Regions from separate parts of the Homo sapiens genome. Here regions 1 and 3 are each linked to region 2. Evidence: chromatin contacts called from ENCODE Hi-C or POLR2A ChIA-PET data. All regions are on one chromosome and are shown on one strand. Each heading gives the region's core, a stretch centred on a gene start or an enhancer-like site at or near the end of the contact. The rest is flanking DNA. Distances are from core to core; before and after follow the strand shown. Region 1 holds the start of ZBTB8A (zinc finger and BTB domain containing 8A). Region 2 holds the start of KPNA6 (karyopherin subunit alpha 6). Region 3 has its middle 33 kb from the start of SPOCD1.

Evidence for each region. Hi-C counts contacts between places; a loop is a spot of excess contacts on that map. ChIA-PET counts read pairs that join two places held with the same protein, here RNA polymerase II (POLR2A). Pooled maps may share reads with other maps.
Region 1: a pooled map shows a loop between it and region 2 (2.0-fold over the local background). The contact joins the promoter of ZBTB8A here to the promoter of KPNA6 in region 2. A Hi-C loop is called at or near these places in 1 of 50 pooled maps.
Region 3: a loop to region 2 is called in a pooled map, with 2.3 times the contacts of the local background. The contact joins the enhancer-like site here to the promoter of KPNA6 in region 2. A Hi-C loop is called at or near these places in 1 of 50 pooled maps. POLR2A ChIA-PET finds 5 or more read pairs at or near these places in 3 of 52 experiments (CD4-positive, alpha-beta T cell, H1 and activated CD4-positive, alpha-beta T cell).

What each region holds. Positions count from the first base shown.
Region 1 is chr1:32,537,944-32,540,795 of GRCh38, reverse strand. ZBTB8A (zinc finger and BTB domain containing 8A) reads right to left here and starts at 1,369. Exons shown (of 5, transcript NM_001040441.3): 1 at 1,224-1,369. RefSeq lists a silencer at 637-1,006.
Region 2 is chr1:32,106,464-32,109,478 of GRCh38, reverse strand. KPNA6 (karyopherin subunit alpha 6) reads right to left here and starts at 1,423. Exons shown (of 14, transcript NM_012316.5): 1 at 1,345-1,423. The coding sequence starts at 1,348. RefSeq lists enhancers at 693-1,210, 1,168-1,597, 1,211-1,729.
Region 3 is chr1:31,847,015-31,850,041 of GRCh38, reverse strand. No RefSeq gene overlaps it. Among named protein-coding and RNA genes, the nearest start is that of SPOCD1, 33 kb to the right of the region's middle. RefSeq lists an enhancer at 1,207-1,256. Within about 2 kb of position 1,326, at least 5 of the 41 ENCODE cell types and tissues checked have a DNase peak (open chromatin) inside an H3K27ac peak, as active enhancers do; they include CD4-positive, alpha-beta T cell, where a contact is called at or near this core.

The sequences.
Region 1 (2,852 bases), core at 120-2,619, 430 kb before region 2:
TGATCCCTGCTTATCAGTGAGGGGCTCTTGCTCCAGTCTACAAACGCATCCATACCTGAGGCATGGAGGAGATAAGACTGGAGCAGAAGCTTGTTGAGGATTTTGGAGGCTTTCCTGAAAAAGATCAGTTAAGGTTTTTAGAGCAGGGAAGCGCTGTGTTAAGACTGGCCCTTCTAAAGACTCCTCTGGAGGTGCCTTAGGAGGGAAGGCAGGGCGGGAACAGGAGGCCCTGGGCGGCTATGGTCACCCTAGCCTAGAGGTGAAACGCCATGCTTCATACGTGTTCCCTCATCTGCAAAGTGGAATTACCGTCAGCCTGACTAGGTGGTTGTTTTATGTGAAATTAAGTGAAATAATTCATATAGGTGAAAGCACTCCATTTAAAGTTGTGCAACTATAAAGGTTTATCAAGCATAGAGGTGATATTGACGTGTGTGGTTAGAAGCCCACCAGGTGTGTGTGAATCTACCGCTTCCAAACGCGTCTTAGAATGATGTGGAGTAGGGCCATTGGAACAATCGGGGATACATAAGCGCATCTGAAGGGGAAGGGAACAAGCCGCTGACTAACTCACAAAAGAGGCGGTCCGCATGGGTAGAGATGAGCATGTAAGGTTCCGTCCAGAAGCAAATAGTTGGGAGCTCAACATTGGTTAGGCGCGGTGAGTTCGCCCTCGGTTCTAAGCCCAGATGTCGCATCTTGACATAAAACCAAGGATGGAGGCTGCACCGAGAAACTCGGGCTACTGCCCTGGGAGCCAGGTTCCCCGGCAGCGCCCCTGGCCGCGCCCGCAGAGACTCCGGCCCCGGCCCTGCCCTGCCCTCCCCGCGCGCCCCCGCGGCGGCCGCCCGTCTTTGCTCCGCGCAGCCCGAGCCCCTCCAGAGTCCGCGGCGCCCGACGGCTCCAGACACGCCCGGCGCCGTCCCCGCCGCCTTCCCGCCGCCGCCTCCAGGAGGCTCCGCGCGCCTTCCCGCCTTTCCCCGGGCCGGGCCGGGCGGCGAGGCGGGCGCGGGCGGCGACGGCGCGGCCATTGTCCCGCAGCCCCTCCCGGGCGCCTCCCGCCGCGCTCCCGGCCCGGGGACGTCTGGGGGAGGCGCGCCCGGGGCCCGCATCCCAGCACTGCCGCCGCCCGGGCCGTCAGAGCCCGCGGCCAGGCTCGCGGCGGGTCCCGGGCAGCCCCGACGCCCGCCCGCCCTCCGCCGGCGCCGCGTGCAGCCACTTACCGCGGGCCGCGGCGCACCGGCCGGTCGCGCGCGCGGGCCGAGGGAAGATTCCTGGTTCTCGGCTGGGGAAGGACCCCCTTTCGAGGCCGTTCCTTTGCGCCCTAAAACAAGTAGCCCCAACGTGAGAGAAACAAAAGGTATTTGCTGACGTGGGCGTTGGACAGAAACGCCCGAGGGCTGGGGACACAATTAAAGGGGCAACGCACAGATTTCAGGCACCAACCAGCAGCTTCGCCCACTCCCCCTGCCCTTGCCCACACTCGCTGCACGCTCCAGAGACACCGGGGTGCCCAGATTCTCTAGCAGTTGACTGCGGATCATGATTTTAGTCAGGAGCTGAAATTTAAAATTGTACTTTACGTTGGGAAAGGCGCCTCCGGAGGGCAGAAGGGCTGGATTTCTAGGATCTGGGGATTTGGTTTAGGAAAGAGGGAGGGACTTAGGCGTGCCCACAATTACTGTATAAGTACATGTGACATTATTGTACTTAAGTTTAGCAACGTCAAATGCAAAAGATTTCCACAGAATTTTCCCTTGTACTGAAGCAGTTATTTTAGTTGAGGATAACCTTTTCTAAACCTGTACAGGTCAGAAGCATTTCATTTGAATAGGAAAACCCAGAGAGGCTGAGATAAGAGAACATAATTCTTAGTTAAGTCCAGAGAAATATAAAATTAGTAAAAATAGCAAGTTGCGTCTTTTCCAATGCAAGCATTCATCGTACACCAAGCTTCCTCTGACAAATTTACGTCTCTAATATTTAGAGTACAGATATCAGGTTATACATTTGCTAAAATAGTAAATCAATGGATTTTCACTGTTACTGTAGAAGCATTACTTCTATAAATTAGTTTTCTAGTTCCTTATGCTGGGGTCAGGTACTGAAAAGTACTGTGTTATAGTAAAACTGGAGGGAAAAGGTTCAAATTATCAAAACTTGCGTTTAGCTTTTAATGGATTCCTCTCCTGTTCAAAATCATTCATATTGGACAGTTTGTAACTTTGATTTCAGGAATAATTAGCTATGCATTTTGAGGATACAAGATATTCACAATTGTCTCAATGTCACTTCTGTGTCACTGCAGAGGTGCTTTGCTATTTAGTTGCATTTCCTCACCTTCTGAACAGGTAAGTAGAAACATATTTGAAAACCATTAGGTGTCTGGTGTGTTGGATGTACTCAGATTACTCTGCTAGCGCCCCCATTGAGAATTCCCCCAGAAAGACCTGGACATGGTTTTAGCCAAAGGTTTTATTTTAGCCTTAGTTAATTAAAACATGCAAAAGAGTTCCACAAACATATTCCTCAAGAGAGCACATCAGGTTGGTGATAAACTCTTTGTTGAGGCCGGGTGTGGTGGCTCACACCTATAATCTCAGCACTTTGGGAGGCCGAGGTGGGCGGATCACGAGGTCAGGAGGTTGAGACCAGCCTGGCCAACATGGTGAAACCCCATCTCTACTTAAAATACAAAAATTAGCTGGGCATGGTGGTGCGCGCCTGTAATCCCAGCTACTGGGGCAGCTGAACCAGGAGAATGGCTTGAACACAGGAGGTGGAGTTTGCAGTGAGCCAAGATCGTGCCACTGCACTCCAGCCTGGGTGACGGAGCAAGACTCCATTTCAAA
Region 2 (3,015 bases), core at 174-2,673:
AAAAACAGGCTGGACGCAGTGGCTCACACCTGTAATCCCAGCACTTTGGGAGGCCGAGGCAGGCGAATCACTTGAGGTCAGGGGTTCGAGACCAGCCTGGCCAACATGACGAAACCCTGTCTCTACCAAAAACACACAAAAATCAGCCGGGCGTGGTGGTGGGTGCCTGTAATCCCAGCTACTCGGGAGGCTGAGGCAGGAGAATCGCTTGAACCCGGGAGGCAGGAGGTTGCAGTGAGCCGAGATCGCGTCACTGCACTCCAGCCTGGGCGACAGAGCAAGACTCTATCAACAACAACAACAAACAGCAGTTACAAACTAGGCTTGGGAGTGTTCACCCTGGCTTAGCCACTGCATGACCTTGGGTAAGTTACTTTACCTCTCTAAAGCTCAGCTTCCACATCTGTAAAATGGCAATGGTAGCATCTATTTCCTTAGGTTGTACAAATTAAGTAAAACAAGACATGTAAAGCAATCAGAACAATGCCCGTACGTAGAAAGAGCTTAGCAAATTTCACAATTTTTACTGCTTTAGAGGAATTACCACTGTTGGTTCTGTCTCTAAATCCAAAGACTTCGCCATGGTATTCTCTCTGAACAGAGGCCTTGCCAGCCGGAGTCCCCTCAGAAAGATCAACAGGTCGCTCCTTTTCTCCTTACCAGGGCCAGCCCAGAAACCTAAAGTCCTCAACCTAAAGATGGCCAAGAGGACTTGGCCTTTGGTGTTCTACCATCACAAGCGATGCCACTCTGAGCCCAACCGAACCACACTATTTCCGCCTTGATTCCGTTCTCCCGGCCTTCAGCGGCGCAAGCTGCCCTCGGCCTGGCTGCCCATGCTTACCGGCCTAGTGCTGGCTCGCCTGACGTCCCCTCACTAGAGGACTCCACCTCGCTACGTAGGTAGGACTTCCCTGAGTTCAGGGGAGCCACTGAATCTAGTCAAGACACGCGTTGGCCAAACACAACCCAGGAGAAAGCTACCTTAGCGCCGCCCAGGCCTGCCGCCGGGAGCCCGTCCCCCAGCCCCAGTCTGGGCGCAGGACAGAGAGTAGGCCCCTTTCTACCTCCCAGGAACACGTGGGCTCCTGCCCGAGGCCACCATGTGGGGGGCTCCAGGCGTGCCAAGGTGTCCCCGAAACCAGCACCAAAGGACTGCTTCCAGCACGGGCCCTAGCTCGGCCCAAAACTGGCAAGAGGGGCACTCCCGGCCTGACTTTTCCCCTCAGACCTAGCTAGAGGGGATGCAGACATCTTCCGCAGACCGGAGACAGGCTCTCGCCAAATCCCAGGCCCCGACACTCCCTGAGCCCAAGAACCCTACTGCGTGGTTTCCTCACTCACCCATCGCGGGTCCGCTCGCTCACTCTTGGCGGCGGAGGCAACGGCGGCAGCTTCAGCGGCAGCTTTCAGTAGACAATATGGCGGATCTGTAGGACGGCAGCCCGAAAGGGACAAACCAGTTAACTCCAGGACGAAACGCTTTATTGGCCCAATCGCCTATCATTACACCGAAAGTGCGCACTTAAAGAGACCGCAGCTACTAAAGGTGGGGAGTGGAAATGAAATAGGAAAGGAGTGGTTGGGAGGAGACTGGAAGGGATACCTAAGAAAGTTAAGTGTGTCTAGGAGTTCCCAGCTGTTTCTGCTACTATTTCTTTTTTATAGTGAGATTTCTTTACCCGGAACTTTTTCTCCCAGAAGCTTATCCCTCCTTTTTTTTTTTTTTTTTTTTTTTTTTTTTTTGAGACGCAGTCTCGCTCTTGTCCCCCCAGGCTGGAGTGCGATGGCGCGATCTCGGCTCACTGCACACTCTGCCTCCCGAGTTCAAGCGATTCTCCTGCCTCGGCCCCCCGAGTAGCTGGGATTACAGGCGCCTGCCACCACGCCTGGCTAATTTTTGTATTTTTACTAGAGACGGTGTTTCAACCATGTTGGCTAGGCTGGTCTTGAACTCCTTACCTCAGGTGATCCGCCCGCCCCCAAAGTGCTGGGATTACAGGCTTGAGCCACCGCTCCGGGCCAGTTTATCCCTTCTTCTAATAGTTGAAACCAATCGGCTGGGCGCTGTGGCTCACGCCTGTAATCCCAGCACTTTGGGTAGGCCGAGGCGGGCGGATCACCTGAGATCAGGAGTTCGAGACCAGCCTGCCCATGGTCTCTACTAAAAATACAAAAATTAGCTGGGTGTGGTGGCGCATGCCTGTAATCTACTTGGGAGGCTGAGGCAGGAGAATTGCTTTAACCCGGGAGGCAGAGGTTGCAGTGAGCCGAGATTGTGCCACTGCATTCCAGCCTGGGAGACAAGAGCAAAACTCCGTCTCTAAAAACAAAAACAGCAATCATAGACCTTGGGCTGAATATGAACAACGAATCATCTAGAGAGGGGAAGTGCCTTGCTCAATGAGGCTATGGAGAGAAGGAAACAAAGAAGTAAGACTAAACTCAGGTTTTCTGATTAGGCCTACGTAGGTAGCCCTAGTTGAGGTTGCAATCTTATTGGGAGATGAGAAATAGAAAAATAGGGCTGGGTGTGGTGGTTCACGCTTGTCTATAATCCTAACACTTTGGGAAGCTGAGGCCAGAGAATCACTTGAGGCCAGGAGCTCAAGACCAGACTGGGCAACACAGTGAGACCCCATCTCCACAAAAAATAAATTAAAAGAAAAAAATTAGCCAGGCATGGTAATGAGCACTTGTACTTGGGCGGCTGAGGCGAGAGGATCACTTGAGTCCGGGAGGTCAAGGCTGCAGTGCCATGACTGTGTCACTATACTCCAGGTTGGGTGATAGAGTGAGACCCTGTCTCTAAAAAAAAAAAAAAGAGAGAGAGAGAGAGAGAAAGAAATGGGCTGGACATGGTGGCTCATTCCTGTAATCCCAGCATTTTAGGAGGCTGAGGCGGCAGATTGCTTGAGCCCAAGAGTTCGAGACCAGCCTGGGCAACATAGCAAGATCCCCCGTCTCTAAAAAAAAAAAAGAAAAACAATGAGACCCATGCAGTATAGTTAACAG
Region 3 (3,027 bases), core at 77-2,576, 260 kb after region 2:
ATAGAATTAGAAAACCATCTTTTTTACAACTCCTAATAAAATGATGGATTCAGGCAATAATCCCCTATGGATGAAATTATTAATGTGAAAGGCTGATGGAGAATTTCATAATGGAGGGATCAGATTGTCACACCTGAGCCCATGGGCCCACCCTAGCACTGCTCTTGTATCTCCTGAAGTGAAGTCACGTGCAGTACACAACCCTTACAGTTGTGTCACGTGCAGTACAAACTAAGAACGGGCTGCCTTAGTTTGGATTTCCCAAAAAAGCAGACTGTATCTAGGAAAAGGATCGGGGTGCAAGTGATTTATTTGGAAGATGATCCCAGAAAGCATCCGTCTTTAAGAGAATAGGGAAGTGAGGCAGGGAAAGGCAGAAAGCCAATAAAAAGTGAATTAATGAGTGGGTCTTTACTCCGGGAACTGGAGCTCCATTCCTCTGGGGACCCTCTGAAAGGCTATACAGAACATGTCGGAAACCTTCCCTAGAGAGGCGAGGAAGCTGGGCTATTTAGCCACCAATCTCCACCCAACGCTAGTCAAAGGCTGCTCGGGGTTGTTAACTCCCTGGCTCTTCTCAGGAGCAGAAAATGCCCTCAGGTTGCAAGACTCAGAAGGTCTGCAGGTGGCCTCCAGCACTGGCCCATGGGACATGGTGGGACACCAACAGTGCCTGCTCTGGTGCCTTGCCAGAAGAGTTGAACCTGAGGCCGGACTTCTATCTACAGGAAATATAGGGGATGGAGAAGCAAGTAAATGATACCGCAAAGAGGCAAGTAGACACACCCAGGCCGTGGGGCTCCACAGGACCAATGATTCCTTCAACGAGGGTGTTCTCTGAGCTGGTTCCCACTGTAGGCAACTGGGCATATCCTGCTGGGGCCCCTCAGAGAAACCATGAGGAATACCCTCAGAATTGTTCCACAGAAGGTAGGAAAGCTGACGCATTTATCCATGATTCCAGTCCCTCATTGCTGAGGGCTGCCGCAGGGACATCAGCTTCCTGGACTTCCAAGCTGTGTCTGCTGGAGGGTTGAGTGGCCTTCTGCAGCTAAGGAGAAAGCCCGGAGGCAGAAAAGCTGAGGGAAGCTGCAGGGCGCATTTGAAATGGGGTTCAAGCAGGGTGCATGCAACTGTCCCCCCTGGATGCCCTGAGTCAACTGGGCCAAGCAGGTGTGAGGAGCGCCCCACCAGGGTCTGTACAGTGTCTCAGCAGATGAGTTCCTGCTGCAGGTGCACTTCTGGCCTTGCTGGCTGCCTCCAGCAGATGTAAGAGCTCTGGCCCTTACCACATACTGGAATTTCTCTGTGTGGGCTGTAACGAATGTGTGCCCCCCCCCCCAAGACGTGTGGGTGTGCGTGTGTGCACACATGTGTGTGCGCGCAGGTGATATGAAAGCGCTTTGTAGCCCTGCCTTGCTCTTAGAAGTACCCGATATTTCTCAGAGTGGTTTTCCTGGACCCAACCCATTTCCTCCTCGCAGACAGGGGCTCTGTGACACTTGAGCTTGGTCATGCCACTTCCCTGCTTAAGGTCATCCAAGCAGCACCGATGGCTCCTGAGTTCCCAGACCCTGAGATGCTGGAGTGGGGCTGGAGGATGGGCCATTGCTGGGCTGCCTAGATCAGGCACCTGGGCCCGTGGATCTTACAGGGGTCTCGAGAGGTTGATGGGGTGTTGAGGTCCTGAAGGGAGTACCATGGAGGTGGCCTCCTCCACGGGCCCCTGCCCTTGTCCTGGTCTCTGTCTCTCCCTATTTCTCACCTCTGCTTCTCTTGGTCTCACTTTTCCCATCTCTCTGTCTGCCTCAGTGTCCCCCTCTCTCCCTCCCCCCGACCTCTGTACCAGTTTCCCTACCCCTGGCCCCACTTCTGTCTCGGTCCTGGCCCCACCCTCCACCTGCCTCTAACTCCATTGCTTTTTGCACACCTCCTCCTCCTTCACAATAGTTTTCTTTTTCTTTTCTTTTTTGATGGAGTCTCGCTCTGTCACCCAGGCCGGAGTGCAGTGGTGGAATCTTGGCTCACTGCAACCTCCGCCTCCCAGGTTTAAGCAATTCTCCTGTCTCAGCCTCCCAAGTAGCTGGGATTACAGGCGCACACCACCATGCCCGGCTAAGTTTTGTATTTTTGGTAGAGACGGGGTTTTGCCAGGTTGGCCAGGCTGGTCTTGAACTCGTGACCTCAAGTGATCTGCCTGCCTCGGCCTCCCAAAGTGCTGGGATTACAGGCGTGAGCCACTGTGCCCGGCCCCTCATAATAGTTTTCTGCCTTCCTATCGAGAGTCAGTTTTTCAAGACAAAACAAAACAAAACAAAACCCACCACAACTTTAAAAACTCTTAGAAACATATTTTAATCACAAACGTGCAACACAGAAACATTAAGTTGGATAGAGGAAAAAATTCATAATCCCTTCACCCTAACTCGGCAGCTGTGGTCAATTTTGATGATTCCCTTTCAACCTTTTAAAATGACTTTTTCAATATAGCATCCTATACTTTGATTTTACATTCTGCTTTTTTAATCTAAATAATAAATCCCTTCAGTGGCTTCCAGTTTCTAAGCAAAACCAAAGCGCCTTTATGATGGCCTGAAAGGCCCTGAGTGATGTGCCTACTGGTTCCACCTCCCCTCTGGGGATCTCCCTGGCGTGCCCTCCTCCCAGTCCCCCTCCCTCCTCCCTGCCACTCTGCTCCAGCTACAGTGGCGTCACTTTCCCAAACATGCTAGGCATGGGCTTCCACCTCCCCCAAGGGCCTTACACTGGCTATTCCCTTTTCCTGGAATGTCTTCTCCCAAAAGTATGCATGGGTCACTTCTCACCTCTTTTATGGGTCACTCAAGGATCGTGTTCTCAGTCCAGCCTATCATGATCACCACCTAAATGGCAACATCCCCAACTTTACTCCCAATCCAGTTTTTCATAACAATGATGTTGCAAAACCATTCTACACACACATGTCAGACAGGCCCCTTTGCTCATGACTTTCTCAGCCATCCCCTGGTTGGACATTTTGGTTGAAGT